Regions from separate parts of the Homo sapiens genome. Here region 2 is linked to region 1. Evidence: chromatin contacts called from ENCODE Hi-C or POLR2A ChIA-PET data. All regions are on one chromosome and are shown on one strand. The core of a region is the stretch at or near the end of the contact, and the rest is flanking DNA. Distances in the headings are between cores, read along the strand shown.

The links. A loop is a pair of places that touch in the nucleus more often than their neighbours do. ChIA-PET counts read pairs that join two places held with the same protein, here RNA polymerase II (POLR2A). Pooled maps may share reads with other maps.
Region 2: a loop to region 1 is called in a pooled map, with 4 times the contacts of the local background. The contact joins two enhancer-like sites. A Hi-C loop is called at or near these places in 1 of 37 single-sample maps with no recorded cell type and 6 of 50 pooled maps. POLR2A ChIA-PET finds 5 or more read pairs at or near these places in 1 of 52 experiments (H1).

What each region holds. Positions count from the first base shown.
Region 1 is chr3:149,272,835-149,280,326 of GRCh38, forward strand. It overlaps the pseudogene CPHL1P. Among named protein-coding and RNA genes, the nearest start is that of TM4SF18-AS1, 8.2 kb to the right of the region's middle. Within about 2 kb of position 1,599, at least 3 of the 41 ENCODE cell types and tissues checked have a DNase peak (open chromatin) inside an H3K27ac peak, as active enhancers do.
Region 2 is chr3:149,040,515-149,047,293 of GRCh38, forward strand. It overlaps HLTF (helicase like transcription factor), which reads right to left. Exons shown (of 25, transcript NM_003071.4): 18 at 5,566-5,745; 19 at 1,652-1,776; 20 at 976-1,154. Among named protein-coding and RNA genes, the nearest start is that of HLTF-AS1, 42 kb to the right of the region's middle. Within about 2 kb of position 2,542, at least 2 of the 41 ENCODE cell types and tissues checked have a DNase peak (open chromatin) inside an H3K27ac peak, as active enhancers do.

The DNA of each region.
Region 1 (7,492 bases), core at 349-2,848:
CAGCCTGGCTAATATGGTGAAACCCAGCCTCTACTAAAAATACAAAAAAAAAAAAAAGTTATCTCCCAAGGAATGTAATTTGTAATCATGAGACTATGTGTGTTTGGCATAGGAAACTGCAATTATTAAAATATTTATTGTGGAGAGATGTTTGTTCACCTAAAATTTAAACTTTGATTGTCATAGGAAGTTAAATTTGCTCATTAACTTCATAATTAATCTAGTGCTGTTGCTTTGTTGATCTTGTTTTAATGAACCAAATCAGAATTTTCAAAACTCTATATTCCCTTGCAAGTTAGAAACATATCAGCAAAACTTCCTCCTTGCAAGAATTATTAATAAACTGATGATTCTAACTGATTCACCTTAAAACATAAACACAAAAAGGTGGCAGTAATTTTGAAGGAAGATGGCCGAAGTGAAGTTTATTGGGTTTGACTACCATCTAGTGACCAACCTGAATTATTGGTTGAACTGAGGGTTGGATTTGAGATCGCCATCTAGTGCTCAGAGTCCAAGATGGCAAGTTTCCATTCTTGACTGGAAAACCAAGGTTAAGGCAGGAAAATGGAGTGCCTTGGATAGTAAAATTCCTCTAGGAGAGCAGAGGACAGCCTACCCATTCTGGTTTACTCTTTTACTGCAATGAGATTTTTTTTTAAAGTTACCTCTTTTACAAGTCAGTATTGGTCCAATAAGTCCCGAAGCTACATCTCTTGCAGTGTCTATATGGGAATGGTAAATTCTTGTCACACAATTACTGTCATTGGGGCCAGGTCCCTGATGTTCTTCTACATACCACTTGTAGGTATATTGTTTCCCTGGCTCCAGATATTCATCTTCCTTTTGCAGGCCTGTCGTATTATCAGGATAGATAGCACCTAGAAAACATATTCTGCACTGTGGTTACAGTAAATATTGGATAACACTATTTTGAATGTGACTCGGGCTTCCTCCATTATGCTACTTTGTATTTCTCAAAAAGTGTGCATTTCTCCCCACCATTTCCCAGATTCCTACCTCCCTAAATCCCCTTTAGTTGGCTTCTACCTGAATGCTCAGCTTGGCTGCAGTTTTTAGACTAAATTGGAATGAGGCAGGCAGTATATAATAGGCTATCATCACTCTTACTGATGGATTCAACAAATATTTATTTTGCACCTACCATGTGCCTAGATCTCAGATGCAGAGGTAACCTCTGGACTCCCGAGTTGCCCTCCATATTTTCTTCATTGCCAGTCAGACTTGGGACCCAGGGCATCCAAGGGTGTCCCTGTTACTTCCAAGTAGCCCACTGCAGTCCGAAGGTGGCCCATGCCGTTACTCTGAACTATTACCTCAGTTCTGACTTTGGACCGTTGCTCTCCTTTCTTTCTTCTTCTCTGGCTAAAGTGTTGCCTCAGATCCTTACCCCTCGTGGCTGGATCCTGCTAACTATGAATAAAATTCCTTTATTCAATAAAAGACTTTGAAACATGAGCAGCCTCTGATTCTCTATTCTTCTTTTGGGACCCTCCTGTTCCACACTGAACATGAAGAAATTATGACTGACTGTTTTGTACTTTCTTCCTGCCCAGCGGCCCAGCTGGAACTGGCTCCAGTCATGGTCCAGTTTCCTGAGTCTGTTTCAGTCCAGAGGATTAATTCAAGGCCTGTTTTCTAGTTCTTCTTCATGCTTCCCTGACGGAATCATCAAACCTCAGTTCAAGTTTTGAGAGTTGATTAAAAAGTAAAAAAATAAAGCAAACTCTTGTTAACATTTTTCACATTATATGTCTATAATATAGACTATTTTTCTTTTTTTTTATAGACTATATTTAAAGGGCAATAATCATTGCAAGATGGTCATGTAACATGGCAAAATAATGATGACAGATGAAAGGAATGGCATATGGGATTTCCGCTGCCCTGTATTATCATAGAGCCTCTGTTGGAAGGAGCACGTATGCTATAGGTGGTACTCTTATCAAGTTGGCCTAAAATTCCAGTTTTCTAAAGATTTATGCCAGGCCTTTTAAAAACCATATTTCAAACACTGGGAAAAAATATCTGTGTTCTACTAAAGACAATTCCAAACTCTGTTTTCCTAGCTTTCCTTGTTGTCTCCCAAAAACTCACAAAATCCTATTTGTTGGCTTTCTCTTCCCTTCCTTTTTTTTTTTTTCCAAAATCATGATGTATCTGTGACTGTAGCTGTGTAGGAGAGAAGAGTCTGCCTGGAAAGTAGTGATTTCTCTTGATACTGATATCTTCCCAGAGGGTGATCCTCATCTACTAGGAAATGGAAATGAGGTGGGGGCAGAACAGGATTTCTGCCAACCTAACATTTAGCTCATGAGTGTTTCCTACAAAACGAAACAAAAAAACACCTTTTTTTTCTTTTCTGGTGAGTAAGGGAAAAGTGTTTTATTTCCTAGGAATTGCATAAGGGCTGTCACTCAATTAAGATGAGAAACTAAAAAAGGACTGTCTTGGGTATAAACTTTAAATACATCAGAAGTAGAGTCTGCATCCACTCTAAACTCCACGTAGCTCAGAATGCTGACCAGTCCATGATTACCTGGCTTTTTCTAATGCAATGTGCTCATACTCTCCATAAGCAAAACTCAGGAAAGAGGATCTGCTTACCTTCATTTTCTTTGGAGTAGGTGAGCCCATGAGGATGATAACTATAAGCTCTTGAAGCATTATTTTTTACATGTACATAAATGAAGTCTCCAGTCTCTGCTTTAATCATTGGACCTAAAAATCCCAACCAGGATGGTTTTTCAATGATCCTTTGAAATGTATTATCAGTATCAATATTGAAAATACAAAGCCTTTTTAAAAACAAAGCTCTTCCTCGCTTGACCTCCTTGTAGAAATTCTCTATAAACAAACAAAAAAGACAGAACTTTAACAAATGTTGACTGGAAAGAAACAAAGTGTTAAATAAGCTAAATGAAAAGTCAGAAGCTCAACAGCCTAATTTTGGCAGATAAAACCCAGAGGCTGGAGAAAATGTGATGGGAGTCAAAAACAGGTATAATTGGTGAGAAGAGTGTTGAAATACTGAATGAAGAAATCAAATACAAATGTAGTAAGTAAAACATGTGGCATTTTGGTTTAAAAGACATGCCAAATTCTTTAAACTGAACTGTGTCTATGTTTCTAACCCCACTTTAAGGTTACTTTAGCATTCAAGTAGTCGATCAGTTCCCATGATTTAGGACTGTTTACACATTTAAATGGATTTGTGGATTTGTTGGTAGCATTAAGGTGTTTTGCTCTTAAACCGTGGTAAATCAGAACCCCACTCATGTCCTCTATATTTCCCTCTCTCAATTATCTGAAGAGAAAAATCGAGAAAACAGCTACACACATATCAAAAGGAAAGTGTTGTTTTATACCTTATCACGTGAACAAAATTAATGATAAACAGAATTAGCTGTGATCTGCAAAATAACGTGTCAGGAAGACAAGAGTGGCGATCATTCCAGGAAAGAGCAATTTTGGATTTGTATTACTACCTCTTTTCCATACCATGTTGGAACTAAACAAACGAAGTGGTTCTAATGGCATATGTGTCCTGCAAGTGTCAATCATGAGAAAGTTTTCATCAGCATTTCATCAATGATCAACAATTACCAACTTTTGCTTCAGATAATAACTTGTTAAATGCAAAGGATTACTTACAGGTCTTCAGAAAAAGGCTTTTCATTGAGCATATTTTTACCAGAAGGAGCATAGTTCCAAATGCTTTCTTCAATGCCTATGTAGCAGTGCCTATCTATTGCCCAACCTGGAGAACTAATAAAAAACAGAAAGGTCAATGGTAAAAGTGCCTTCATTTTCAAATTCTGAGCCTGGAGAAGTTAACTGAGTAGGGCTTGCCTACCTTTTATAATCCAGGCTTTCTTCTTTCATTTGTGTCTACTGACATACATTATCTGTCTTCATTAACATATATGTCATTTCCATTCCAAGTGGTTTTGGATTTCATTGTCAGGTGAGGTGAAATGTTGCACAACACACTGGATCGTTAGGTTGCCCATCATCCACTGTCCCTTGATAATGATTATCTATTCCTAAAATATAGGAATATTCTTCTGTCTAGTCTCCAGCCTCCACTTTCTTACTATTTAGTCCATTCTACGTACCATTCCCGGAAAATTCTTGAAATGCTACCTTTATCAAGTTTTTCTACTAGATGATAATTTAAAATTTCTTGTCATTTAAGACTTTCATTAAGTTATTCTCAAATTTCTTAGCATTTAAGACTATCCATGTAATCTAGGCCCCAATCTGGTATCTCTGATATTCCAGATTTGTCCCCAAAATTCACTTATAGGATCCCTTCCCTTTGGGGAGTTTTCTTACTAGGAACACAGTGTGAGGTGGGAGAGAATGCAGAAAACCTGGAATCAGACAGCCTGTGTTTGACTCTTAGCACTGTCAGTTATCAGCAATGTGTAATTATGTAACTTCATTTCTTCATTTATAAAATGATAATATTACCTACCAGTTAGGAAGTTGTGTAAATTCAATGACAGCCATCTTACAGAGGAGCTTGCGGACACACAAGGAAGCTGATGCATAGTCAACATTTAACAAGTGTTATTTACAGTACTTCCTGTTCCTTCGTTGTTATAATGTGCTTTCTGAATTTATCTCATCTTATTTGTGCCCATTTCCCAGTCTGATTTTGCCTCCCTCAGCCTCTCTTTTTCTCGGCTAATCCAAATTTTTCCCATTCTTCAAGGCTCAACTGAAACTTCACCTTCTCAGTGAAGACTTCCCTGACCATTTCAGCTTAGAAACATGCCCCTCTCTGAATTTACCAGCTGTGACACAGACTGTCAACAAACCACATCCTGCTTCAGACTGTTGCTTAAATTTCCATGTGGTATTTACTTTACTCCAGTAGGTTATAACTCCTACAGATTAGGATAGGAAGATTAGATAGGAAGCATTTATTCTTTCTGTTTCCTGGAGATACCAAGAAATGTTAGATTTAAATGTCAAATTTATTGAACAAATAGAGTGCCTTGGCTGAGAATACAATAAGTAAGGAAAGGAGAAGGAATGTTTATAAGCCATTGATCTGATCTGGGTATCATCATGTATTGTAATATCTATTACTATTAGGTATTGTTTGAGATTTTAGAATTGGAAAGCCACAGTGTGTTTCAAAAGTTAGACTCTAATTTAGGTTTAGAAACCCATGGTTAGAAATATTAAGACAACACAATCATATGATATATGAGTAAGACCTAGTATTTGATAACACAACAGGGTGACTATAGTCAATAATAACAAATATACATAAAATAACAAAGAATGTAATTGGATTGTTTGAAACTCAATGGATAAATGCTTGGAGGGGATGGATATCCCATTCTTCATGATATGCTTATTTCACATTGCGTGCCTGTATCAAAACATCTCATGTACCCCATAAATATAGACACCTACTATATACCCACCAAAATTTTTAAAAAATTAAAAGAACATGGTGTGTATAATTTTGTAGCTTGCTTTTATTCCTCAACTATATATCTTAGATGTCTTTTATGTCAGTACCTAGAAGTCTAGTTCTTTCATTTTAACCTCAGCATAGCTTTTCCTACCTATTTTGGATATTCTATTAATATACAAACATACTATAATTTCTTTTTTCTTTTTTTTCCTTTCTTATTTTTTTTGAGACAGAGTTTCACTCTGTCGCTCAGGCTGGAGTGCAGTGGCCCAATCTCAGCTCACTGCAACCTCTGCCTCCTGGGTTCAAGTGATTCTTGGGCCTCAGACTCTGAGTAGCTGGGATTACAGGTGTGTGCAACCACACCAGGCTAATTTTTGTGTTTTTAGTAGAGATGGGGTTTCACCATGTTGGCTAGGCTGGTCTCAAACTCCTGGCCTCAAGTGATCTGCCTACCTAGGCCTTCCAAAGTGGCAGGATTACTGGCATCAGCCACGACACCCAGCCTATTTTTCAAAACACACAAAATCAAAGTGTATTTTTCCCATGTGTACATATAGATATCAATACCTATTTAAGAAAATGCCACATACTCCAAATGTCAATACTCCAAAAAGTGTTGGAGTTTTGGATGAAGAGATCAAATATAAATGTAGCAAGTAATATATGTGGCATTTTGGTTTAAAAGACATACCAAATTCTTTGGGCTGAACCATCTATATGTTTCTAGCCTCACTTTAAGGTTACTTTAGCTCTTAAGGAGTAGATCACGTTCCATGACTTAGGATTGTTTACACAATCCTTGCCTGAGCCACCGAGTGCTTTGGCAGATTTAAAGTCACCAGCAGATCTTGGAAGGAATTCAGAAAAGCTGGGTCTCCTGGAGGGACCTTGGCAATGGGAGAAACCACCCACAGGAGAACCAAGAGAAGAGATTCACATCCCACACCTTTTGGGAAACAATTGAAAGGGCTGGCAAGAAGACCCCAGTCAAACACAATGTGTCACAAGAGAAAAGGATTATACATGGGCTCTCTGCCTCAAGGAAGAAACTCAACTGGATTCAAATAGTTGGAAGCTATAGGCCCATAAATTTAGCTCTGTATATGGAAGAACTTTAAAGCCTATCCTGTCACTGTGGCCTGGACCAGCAGCTGTAAAAGGACCCACCCACCAGGTGGGAATGGGATTCTTTAAATGAGCTTTCAAAGGTCCCTTCTTCCCAACATTCTATGACTTCTACCTCATTCTCATAGGAACATTAATTTTACCCTGGAATATGGATAGCAAAGGAGCGATTCAGCTGGCATTTTTTTTTCTACACAAGGTACCCCAAAAAGTGCAAAAAAATCTCCTATATTCAATTCAAGCAGATCTACCTCCAGTTCAACTCCACCATTTACTACCTGTGTCATGTGGGACGAGCTGCATAATCATTCTGACCCAGAGTCCTGTTATTTGTAATATAAGGGTAATAATAATTAAAGTTCATGGCTCCTGCGAGGACCTGGCCTCTACTTTGACACAGAGCAGGCACATGGAAAAAGTTAGCTCTCAGCCCACTGAGAGCTACAACGAAAATGGTAGAGCATGGTATTGGTAAATATTTGTTGTTTTGGTTCTTCTCAACAGGTGACTAGGAAAATTGGCTTCTATTTTTTTTTTCTTGTTGAAGGGTGAAGGGTCAAGCACTTTTTCCTAGGTCATGTTACATACTATTGTTTGTCAGGATGAAAATAATTGTTCCAGTCCTTTCTGTTCCTCCCTGAATAGCCCTCAGTAGATCAGCCTTTTGGTACAGCAGTGTTTAAAGTTGGTCACTATCATTTGATTATATTCTTGGTTACAGCTCAAGAACATAACTCACTTTATTTAAGTTTACTTAGCCAAACTTTGTTGAATTTAGCCTGAAGGTGTGAGGCTAAATACCTTGGAGGAAATTTAGATTCCTTCCTGGTTTTTCCATTCCAGAACTGTAAATAAGTTTAAGAAATAAATACAGCAAATAAAAATGTGCATAAGGGACTAGTGATA
Region 2 (6,779 bases), core at 1,292-3,791, 230 kb before region 1:
AAATCCATCTTAATGGCTTATAAAGCTATTAAGCTTATAAAGCTTATAATAGCTTATAAAGCTACTAGGATCTGTTAAATCCTATCAAGTTCATTCCAAAGCAACATCTGTTGTACCCGTTTGAACCTGTTAATAAAATAAGATTATATCTTAAATAACTATATATAAAACACCATTACAATTAAATAATTCTGAAGCTAAAATTATTTAAAAGTCAATACAGTGGGGTTACTTTTGGGGAAGAGGGAGAGGGTAAATGGTTGGGAGGGGCCACAAGGGGACCTAGGCAGCAGATACAGGAATATGTTTACCTCATAATTGACTGAGCTATTTAATTATGAATTTATACATTTTTTCTACATATGTTATATATCAATTTAAAATGTTTAAAAAAATTCTACCCCAGCTGAATGACTGCTTAACAGACTAGTCAACTTCAAAAAAATTCTACCACACAAAAGAATCTAGACCTACCTTATCCAACACAATAGCCAATAATCACATGGGGCAATTACGTCCTTGAAATGTGGCTAAGCCAAATTGAGGTGTGCTGTAAGTATACACCACCACCAAATTCTGAAGATTTAGTTTTTTGTAAAAAGCACATTAATACTTTTTATATTTTAGATATATTGGGTTAAATACAAATGTATTAAAATTAGCTTAATGTTTCTTTTTACTTAAGAGTATGACTACTAGAAAACTGAAAATTATCTTTGTGTCTCACATTATCAATCCATTTATTGAACAGCAATGATATAAACAGCGGAATTAAGATATTGACTGTGAACATCTTTTTATGTTGCAAATGTTGCATTAGAAGAAATATATCACCTATTAAAATACTGGAATAATTAACTATCAAAGGTATATTATTAAATCCAAGTGCAAAACTCCATATACTATCTTTTATTATATTAAAGACAGGTACACTACTCTATCAAACACTGAACCTGTACTGAGCAAAAAACTAACCTGCTCATTCTGAATGACTTGGCAAATACAGGGTTTACAAAATACATGTGCACAATGTGTTATCACAGGAACTGTTAAAGAATCCAGGCAAATTGCACATTCCTCATCTGAACCTGAGCTCAGAATTAACTTCATCTTCCTTATTAACTTCTTTCTCAGTTCTTCAGGTGTATCATTTCCTAGAGAAAAGGCTGAAAAATTAATTTCAGAGCAAGGTTTGTAATATGACAAGTTAATCTATCTTATAAGGAAAAGTTTCGCTTGCCAGTAGGGAAAGTCTCTCATCATTTTCTGCCATAGGCAAAAAGCATAATTTAAATTTGAAATTTAAGAAACATTCAGAAGCCAAAATAGTAGCCAACTCACATAATATACCTCATAGAGAAGCATCATTATAACATGACAATAACATACCACCACACAATAAAAGGCAGATCCAATATGAATCTTTCATCAAAGGGTATCTATCACCGGAATTCCTGGAAAGACCTCATTATAATTCCATTTCATTGGTAAAAAAATTATTGGATGTATTCCTAGCTGAGTCTCACACTAAAAGCAATCTCCATTTGACAGAACAAAATAAACTAAATGTATGCCACATAAAAAAAATTTATCACTCTTATTTAAGTATCTCTGACAAATACAATGATATGAAGCAATCAAATTTACCTACCTGAGGGGCCATTGGAAGACACTGCATTTGTAAGAAGGTAAGTATGGCAACAAATTTGCCGCAGTCTAAGCAAAAGACCCAGGACATCTGCATAATGTGCCAGGACAGTCCCTTCATTAAAATACCTAGAGATTAAAATGTCAAATATTATTAAGTCCGCTAAACAATAATAACTTCCTATTCTAAAACAGCAGAGTAAAATGGCATTTTTCTTTTCTTCTCTAGAAATTACTCCAAAACAAGAATGAAAAGCAGAAAAGCAACTCTAATAAAACCAAGAGAGATCTATAACAATAAGGCACAATATATGAGAAATGGCTGCCAATTGCAGTCTAAGTCAGATAGGAAGATGCTGAGAGGGATGACTGCAGATCTCAAACAGAGCTGCCAAAACACAATTCTTTAAAATGGATGGCATGCCCTGAGGGGAAAATCAATACCTCTCATGTGCAGAAACAGGAACAGGGTGCATGCTTGGTGACTTGAGCTTCCATGGAGAAATTTATATCAAAAAAAGAGGGAAGGTAAACTGAATACAGAAACATACAGGTGCACTGTATTTTCAAAAAAAGACTATGGGCACAGCACTCTACACTCCAAGCACCCCTAAAGTTTCTGATCTCTGTTTATGTGTACTAATAAAACCTAAAGTAACTCAACATGTAACCCTGAGTCTTAAGTAAATTGGGTTATTTCCTGCTGGTCGGGGACATGATTGTGACCTTTCCCTTTTGTATATCTGGACTAGCAAATAGCTAGTCCAAGAAGAACTCAAGATATTCAAATATAAGTAATAATCAGCAGAGAGCAAAGGTAGGGGACACATGGCAGTGAAAGAAAACTCAGCAGAAAAATGTTGCCACAGAGCAAATAAAAATTATGACCAAGGATACTGTCACAATTTAACACCACTCAATAAAACAATTCCTCCAAAAAAAAAAAATCTTAAAGCAAAGACAAAGAGCTTTGAAAAAATATGGCAAGAGAACAGGAAGAGATGAAAGATGAGCTGGTATGGCTCAAGAAAGTGAAAGAAAACAGTGAATCATCAGAGAAATGAAAGTCACACTGAAACCAATATAAGCCAATATAAAAAAAGACTAGTCACTGATAAAAACATAGAAAAGGATGTAGGAAACAGGACTGAGAAAATCAAAATTAAACAAAAAAATGTAAAAGATCAGAAATAAAATGATACCTATGGAACACAGATAAAAGACATCTAACATACACAGAGAGAAATAAAATAATGGAACAGAAAACAATATTTAAAGAAAGCTTTCCAGGAAAGAGAAGGGGGGAAAAGCCTGGAATCTAAAGATTTAAATAATATCACATGTCCCAGGGGAAAGTCAACAAAGAAGTTGCTGAACTTCAGAGGGAAAAAAAAAAAAAAAAAAAAAACCAGGCTTCCCCACAGAAACATTCTATACAAAATACAGTGGTACAATGACAACATAGATTCTTAAGGAAATGGGTGATCCAAAAATTATATAACCAGGCCATCTGATATTTAAGTATTTTAAGGCAACAGAAGAAATATAGCCTAACGGCTAAGAGTACAAATTTTTAGAGCTAGCTGGTCATGAATTCAAAACCTGGCTGTGCCAATTTAATTATGTAACCTTGGACAGGTTGCTTAACCTATGTCTTGAGCTTCCTCAGTTCTAACAGTGGCATTGTAAAAGTACCTACCTCATACAACTACTGTTATTTAATTTAATACATGTAAAGTATTTAAAATAGTGCCTGGACTATATTAAGTGCTATACATGAATCTGTTGCTAGTATTAGTACTGGTAGTATTATGGCAACAAACATTTCTGAATATTCAAGAATGCAAGGAATAGGCAAAATAATACAAAGATTAAACTTACAAGCTCTAAACCAAAGTGCCAGAGTTAATCTGTCCTGTCACTCACTAGCTGTGTGACAACAGTGTAAGTCACCTAAACTGCTCTGTGCCTCAGTTTCCTCACTTATAAGATGTGGATAATTATACTGACCTAATAGGATTGCTGTGAATACATTTAAAGCACTAAGATCAATGTATAACACCTAGTGAGTGCTAAATAAATGTTAGTAAATATATAGCCTATTAAAAAGAATACTTTAAAAATAACTTATTTTCTGAGAACAGTTTCAATAAAGTTAATCTTTTTCAACTTTTTCAAATAGAATAACCTTTACTAACACTAATTATTCCCTGGCATGGTCATATCTTACTGATACTCAGCATTTCAATTTAAGAGATCTCTTTTGAGTGCCTACCATGTGCTAAATATTAGAAGCTTCCTTCCTCCTATTTCACCAGCCATTGCTATCTTCACAGTTAGATCTCTTTCACTTTACTCACTCCCTTGGTGATCTCATGGCTTTAATTACCATCCACACATAGCTGACTTTGAACTCGACTCTCCTATCCAACTAATTATTTGATATCTCTACTTGGAAAATTCACGGGCATCCTATGATCAATGTGTCCAAAACTGAGCTTCTGATCTTAGCTTAAAAAAATCTCTGCTCTTCCCATAGACCTGTCTTGGTAAACAGCAATTCCAGCCTTCCACTTATGCAGGTAAAAAGGCTTGAAGTTATCTTTGATTCCTCTTTCACATGCCATAACATATCAACCAGCAAGTTCTGTTGGTTCTACGTTCACAATTTAACAGAATCTAATCATTTCTCACTCCCTTTATCACTACTATGGTAAAAACCACCATCATCTCTTGCTTTGACTGCCACTGGTCTCCCTACTTCTGACCTTATTCCTATTCAAATAACCTAAATCTGAGCACAGCAGCCAGAGTGATCTTTTAAAAATATAAATCAGATTACGTCCCTCTCCTGGCTCAAAACCCTTTAAGGTTTCCTGTCATAAAAAGTAAAAGCCAAAGTCCTTGACATATGCGTTACATACCCCCATTCCAATAAATCTCTGATATCATGACTATTTTCTCTCGTTCATACTATCCAGCCACACTTGCTTCTCTGTTATTCTTCAAGCTCACCAGGCATGTTCCCAACTGGGAGCATCTACACTTGCTCTTCCTTCTGGCTGAAACACCCCTTAATCCCAATCTCCTTTAGATCTTTACCTATATATCATCTTCTCAGTGAGGTCTTCCTTAATACCCTACTAAAACAGCTTTGGCATTCCCCATCCCCTTTCGTTGCTTTATTCCTTAAAACTTAATCATGTTTTTAAATTATCTGTTTCTTCCCATTAAAATATAAATTCCTCGAGTGCAGGCATTTTTGTCTGTTTTATTCTGCTGTATCCCAATGGGTATAAGTGCCTGGCACACAGTGGGCACTTAATAAATTTTTGTTGAAAGAATATGAAAAGAAAGAAGATTTTGAACTCAGAAATCTGCTGCTTAGAACAATCTTTCCCACTCTCTCTAATTCCTATCAAACCTGCTTTGTACCTACCTCACTGAAGTTTTTATGTTTTGAAGATTCCCCTTTCACAGTCCTATTCTGCTTTCACTTGTCTCTTATTCATTCTGTTCCCTGTGGGCTCACATTAAACCTGATCTTGCTTGGACCAGAATTTCATACCTTCTACCAATCCTTAATCTTCTTGTTAAACCTATTTCATCAGTTCCTATTTCCAGATTTCCATACGATTTTGGAAATAGAAGCAAGCAAAATCTTCTGGCTAGCAATTGAGAACTTGTCATTTAAAGTAAGCTTTAAATTATTTCCTAACTTAAAAAATTACTTACCTGGTGAATTATACTATTATTTCATTCACTTTATTGATTTGTAAAAAACACTGTAATTCATAGAAGCAAATTATCTTTCAGTATACTTCAAACTATTGCTAACACATCTAAATAATGTCATTCAGTGAATGGGAAACAAAGTAAACAAAAACTAATTTTTAACATGGTTTTCTTTCTCCATACCTTCCAATAGTGGCTCTGCCTTCATTTTTCACAGACTGATAAATCTTTCTCTCTTCATCTGAAAGTGTAATGTGCTGAATAAATACTTTACGTTCTGGTAACTCCAAAACAGGTTTTCCTTTAATTTTGCTTGTCTTTGTTCTTCTAAGTGTAATATTTTTAATTAGGGACTGTAAACGCCTAATCAGAATAAAACAAATAATTATGTAACTTTTAATTTCTACATAAATTGATCCAAGAAGAACGAAACAGAACATTTTAATTTGTTACTGTTTTATAGCTTCTGTAAAAGTGTTTTTAAAATCCCTTATTTGGGATTTTAACCAATCTGATAATCACAGAAGTATTCTACAAAAATAAAATTATTAAAACAAATGTATGGAAATTTCCCCTCAATACCTAACATAGTTTAATCTTTTTATATCCTGTCCTTATTTTCGTAAGTTCTGTTCCCCATTTTTGTTCCAATCACTAACTCTTTTACTTCTCAACTGTCCTGTCAACTCCATCACCGAATAGTCAACACTCAAATTCTAAGTATCTATTAAGTGCCAGGCACTGAATTAAATGTTGTAAGAATACAAATATGGGTAAGATACTACATTCTGTAATATTAAAATCAAAAGTATATAAATAAGTAATTGTATAAAGTAATGAGTGCCCCCAAAATAAAAAGATAATATGGTAATTCAGAACACAGAAAAATGCTTTACAGGTTCCACAATCTTTACATTTCTTTCTCAGTACTGGAAAAAAAGAGATGTATCAATTCTTGTTTTTTCCCAACATTGAAATATAAATACAATTTCCTGGAGTTTAAATAGTTGGTTTTGAGGAATCAAGTGGATAGTACTGCCAACTAGGTTAGTGGCTCTTGAAGCTTTCTCACTATAACTCACAGTAAGAAACACATTCTATCCAGCAAAAATATACAAACACATACAAAAGAAACAAATATTTCACAAAATAATACTTACTATGTATCATGCACTCCGATATTTACTAATCTCTTCTCTATTTCATTGTCTTTTTAAATGCTGGCTACCACCTTTATAATGATTTTATATCCCACTAATAGCTCTCAAATCTTCAGTCTATAAACCGGTGCTTTAGCCAAAAAGTTGAACCACATTACATCTTGCAAAATGGCTATCACTGAGTTTTAATTTATGTTCTCAACTTTTATCTATCTCCACCAGAAACAACCACATAAA